2 separate regions of the Homo sapiens genome follow, and region 1 is linked to region 2. A link is a loop called in an ENCODE intact Hi-C map of the cell type or tissue named here. Cell type or tissue: endothelial cell of umbilical vein. All regions are shown on one strand.

Region 1 (2,500 bases), 440 kb after region 2:
CTCTAAAGAAGAGGAGTGGCCAGGTGCAGTGGCTCACGCCTGTAATCCCAGCACTTTAGGAGGCCGAGGCAGATGGATCACTTGAGGTCAGGAGTTCGAGACCAGCCTGGCCAACATGGTGAAACCCCCGTCTCTACTAAAAATACAAAAATCAGCTGGGCGTGGTGGTGCATGCCTGTAATCCCAGCTGCTCGGGAGGCTGAGGCAGGAGAATCTCTTGAACCTGGGAGGTGGAGATTGCAGTGAGCTGAGATTGCGCCACTGCACTCCAGCCTGGGCAACACAGTGAGACTCCCTCTCCAAAAAAAAAAAAAAAAAAGAAGTGACCACTTCCCGACATCACATGGGCCTGTGGTTTAGTCTTTGGGTTGAAATAGTGCATCTTCCTCAGTGTGGATGATGATGGCTGCCTCTGGCGTTGGAGGCCTGCTGAGTTCCTGCACTGATCCTGACCTCCTGCTCCACCCACACAGCAGCCCTGTGTCCCGTGGTGCCCAAGAGGGGACCGAGCTCCCACACCAAGGCGCTGCGCTGGGTGGCAGTGTCACGGAGTGGACATGATCCAAGGACTTAAAGGAATACTTTGTATCCACGTGCAAATACAGCTGTAATATTTTTGTAGAATACCAAATTCAAATTTATTTTTCTTAGGGAAAAGAGTATTCCAGAGGAACTGGGGTTTACATTCAGGCCACCTCAGTCTCTCTCCTTTTCCCTGCCCATGATGTCCTCACAGGTGGGGTCCCCTCAGTCCCCTCTGACCCAGGAGGTCTTTGGGGGCGATGTGCGAAGGAACAGTGTTCAGCTTTGTCTCAGCACTAAGAGAAAGGGAGATGATGAAAACTAGCCCCTGGTTACACTGCGTGCTCGCCAAGCCCCAGGGCTGTCCTCACACTCGCTTCTCAACTTGGGGTGATTCTGCCCCCCTAGGGGACAACTGGCAGCGTCTGGAGACATTTTTGGTTATCACACAAGGTGGGCGCGCCCCTGGCATCTATCGAGTGGAGATGGGGTGCTGTGAGACACCCTGCAGTGCACGAGGTGACCCCCACCACAGAGGGTCACCAGCCCACCCTGGCAATATTGTCGAGGCTGAGGAGCTCTTCCTGTGGCTGCTGAAACGACCACACATTGGGTGCTTGAAAGCAGCAGAGAAGTACTCTCCCTTCTAGAAATCTGAAATCAAGGTCTGAAATCAAGGTCCGTGCGCCCTCTGGTGGCGCCAGGGGAGAAGCTGTCCCTGGCTGCTCCAGCTTCTGCCAGCTGCCGGTTCCTCAGGGGTGCCGTCCTCACTCCAGTCTCCAGGACCCACATCTTCAGGTCTGTCTCTGCTTCAGCTTCACCCTCTCCTCTGTATGTGCCAAGTCTCCCTCTGCCTCCTTCGGATAAGGATACCCATGGCCGCATCCCGGCCCAGGGATAATCTTTCCTCTTTCAGATCTTAACTTCATCCCATCTGCAAAGTTGCTTTTTACCTGTAAGTTCACATTTACAGTTTCCAGAGATTAGGGCATGAATATCTTTTGGTGGGGGGTATTGTTATTCAGCCAACCACACATATATTGACAAAATCCCCACAGCACTCTATAAGGTAAGCGCCTAATAATGGCCCCACATTACAGATGGGATAACTGAGGCACACACAGGTTAAGTCACCCACTCCGTGCTGGGGCTGGGATGGAACCTGGGCTACGGGATCTGGAATTCACCCTGAGTTTCTGCTCAGCTCTGACTGCCTTGGTGGACACAGAGTGGCAATGCAGCTCCTCAAACTCAAGCAACTTCACTTTCTCATGGAGACAGCACTCAAACCCTCAGGACAGATGTGAAGATCCCAGTGTGAAAGACTCGGATTTAAGAATCGCGATCATTAAATCAGGAAGATGTCTTTCCATTCGGATTTTGCAGGATGACTGTGCTTTTATATTTGTTAAGATAATGTAAAACTTCTCATTGATATGAATTTTTAAAAATATGTGACTTGTTGGGAATTTTCCTCCGGAGTGCTGTGCACACTGTCTTGGATCTGAAGGTGGGTTAGTTTGCCGGAGCTGCTGTAACAAAGCACCATGAATGAGGTGGCATAGAACAGTGGAAATCCATGGTCCCACAGTGCCAGAAGCTGGCAGTGTAGAATCAAGGTGTCGGCATAGTTGGCACCTTCCGAAGCCTCGAGGAAGGATCCGTTCCAGCTTCTCCAGCATCTGGTGTCCCCAGGTGTCCCCTGGCTTGTGGCAGCCATCCCCATGTTCCCATGGCATTCTCTCTGGATCGGCACAATATCTTCTCTCCATGCATCTAAGTCCAAGTTTCCCCCTTTTATAAGGACCCCAGTCATATGGATTAGGGGCCTTATCTCAGGTATGACCTTATCTTGCCTAATTGCAACTGCAAAGGTTCTATTTCCAAATAAGGTCACTTTCTAAGGTACTCGGGGTTTCAGAACTTCAATGTAGAAATTTGGGGGGACCACAATTCAACTCATTGCAACAGAATTCTA
Region 2 (2,500 bases):
ATAACCATTAGAAACCCACTAAAACCCTTTAGAAAATGAAAATACCATGAACAGACAATTGGTAGAAAAAATGCAAGTGATTAATGTGAAAAAATGTTCCACTGCTTTGGTGATCAAATAAATGCCCATTAAAACCATATACCATTTTTGGCCTATCAACTTAGCAAATCGAAATATAGCTCTTATTCAAAGTTGGTGAATATGAAGTGAGGTAGGTACTTTCATACACTTCTATTGAAAGTATCAGTTGGTACAGTCTTTCTGGAGAACAATTTAGCAATATCTATGAAGAGTCTTAAACATTCCTGTTTGTCCTTGTGATTCTCAATGCAGGAATTTAAGGAAATTCAGAAATTTGGACCAAGATCTAAGTCACAGAATTGTTTGTAATAATATAAAGCTGGAAAAACCTTAAGTGTTCAGAAAAAGATTCACTAGTTGGATCATGAAGAAACAGAATTTGTGTTTTAAGGGGAGGGAGAAGAAGTGGGAGAATTCTAGGGAGAAAGAACAGCGAGGGTGATAGGAAGGGTACATGAAAGTACATTGCAAGTTTGATTTGGAAACTGTAGTGTGCTCTGGAAGGCCAGGTGAGGGGCAGATAGAAGGGGTAAGAAGAGGTGAGGGTCAGAGGCTTGTGTAGCGGTCTATCTCCTGCATGAGAATTTAAGATGTAAGGACTCTGGGTTGGTTATCTTTATATCCTTCCAAGTTCCTAATAGGTGCTTAACAAATGTCTGCTCAATAATCAAGAGATTTCTTTCAGTGTTGAGCGGCTTTGAGTTCTGTGTTGTTAGGTTATGGTTTTCCTCTATAGCTAGTAAAGATTCAGCAAGTTTTTTCTTTTTCTTTTTTTTTTTTTTTTTGAGACAGAGTCTCGCTCTGTCGCCCAGGCTGGAGTGCAGTGGCGCCATCTCGGCTCACTGCAATCTCTGCCTCCCGGGTTCACGCCATTCTCCTGCCTCAGCCTCCCGAGTAGCTGGGACTACAGGCGCCCGCCACCACGCCCGGCTAATTTTTTGTATTTTTAGTAGAGACGGGGTTTCACCGTGTTAGCCAGGATGGTCTCAGTCTCCTGACCTCGTGATCCGCCCGCCTCGGCCTCCCGAAGTGCTGGGATTACAGGCTTGAGCCACCGCGCCCAGCTAGATCCAGAAAAGTTACTTAGGAAGAAAATTAATAACGACTCTCCTTAAGTAACTTGGTTGATTTATGACAGGCATTAAATGATACTTTAAAACAGCCTTATGTGGACTTCAGTCAGTAGGGGGTGCACCAATGCTGAAAATTCTGATACTAATAAAGAATAGCACTTATTTGTTAATCTTACGGTCCTTCGTCCTGCTTACTATTTGTCCCTTTTTTGCCCATCTCACCACTCTCTATCCCCCACATTAAGAAATTTCTCATTGCTGCACATACCACCAGTTATAAAACTGGATTTTAATAAGAGTTAATTTAATGTTGCTGTTTATTAAATTGTTACAAGTAAGTGTGACATTTTTGAGAAATTGCTGTATGGAGAAGAGTTTAAATTGTGCTTATTTATTCATGACACATTTTTTATCACAATAGTTGAGAAAGTATTAGTACTAGTAAAAAATGGAGGTGATATTTAATAGTCCATGGGGACACAAATTGTATAATTAAAAGAAGAGTAATAGTGACCTTTAGATAAAGCATATTTCATAAAGTGCTCATTAAAAAGGAGTTCACTTTTGGAACTTTATTTTCTCAAAGTTCTCTTTATAAAATAGAATTAATAAAATACCACAGTTTATTGAAATTTTAAAGAGTACAGAGAGCTGTGGTGTTGTGTAGAGAAATTGAGGGGGAAATAAAATTAGGTTTGTATATGGTATTTTTGAAACAAAGAGGAACCTGATTGGCATAGTTAACATTTGAAGAATATAGCTAAAAATATTGCGCCAGAATAATAAGCCCTGGTATCAAAACATATGAAATGAGAATTAGCATTTCCTGAGAGAAAATTAAAACTATAGAATTAAAGAAAGCACCATCTGAATAGGAAAAGAGCCATTTGTGGTAGAGTAGAGTTTGGAAACTGAGAGGTGCCTACATTTCATTAGATGATGCTATGCTCTTTTGAAATGATGATACAGGGTGTACCAATGATCTTCTCCCTTTCCGTTCCTTAAAAATGCTTATAAAGTGGCTTAAAACAAAGGAAAATATTAGCAATGAAAATGATTACTAAAGTGAATCATATGCAATCAAAAGTTTAAAAACTTTTGTAGAAGAAAAAATTATGAAACTAAAATTTAAAAAAAAAGCACCATGTGGAAGACCTATTAAAAGGCACAGATGCTCAAAAGAACTCCTAAAAGATATTTCAACGTTGCACTTTCTCTGAATAACATACTTATAAAAAGTCACACAGATAACCTAAAATTAAAAGTTTATACAAAGATAGAGCAATGATAATAAATATGAGAAAGCAAAAGCTTTTGTATATTATCAAATAATATCTTATTTTATC

The links. Peaks named below come from ENCODE experiments on the same cell type or tissue, not always from the same donor. Only the 100,000 strongest peaks of a DNase experiment are listed, where the experiment ranks them.
Region 1: a loop joins it to region 2, with 5 times the contacts of the local background. A loop is called at or near these places in 5 of 110 quality-filtered maps.

What each region holds. Positions count from the first base shown.
Region 1 is chr20:59,494,878-59,497,377 of GRCh38, forward strand. No RefSeq gene overlaps it. Among named protein-coding and RNA genes, the nearest start is that of PHACTR3, 110 kb to the right of the region's middle. RefSeq lists enhancers at 1,031-1,531, 1,269-1,318. In endothelial cell of umbilical vein, a CTCF peak has its summit at 1,227 (motif pointing left); a DNase peak (open chromatin) is centred at 1,214.
Region 2 is chr20:59,054,204-59,056,703 of GRCh38, forward strand. No RefSeq gene overlaps it. Among named protein-coding and RNA genes, the nearest start is that of SLMO2-ATP5E, 13 kb to the left of the region's middle. In endothelial cell of umbilical vein, no CTCF peak of the experiment used is centred here; a DNase peak (open chromatin) is centred at 1,268; H3K27me3 peaks cover 590 bases.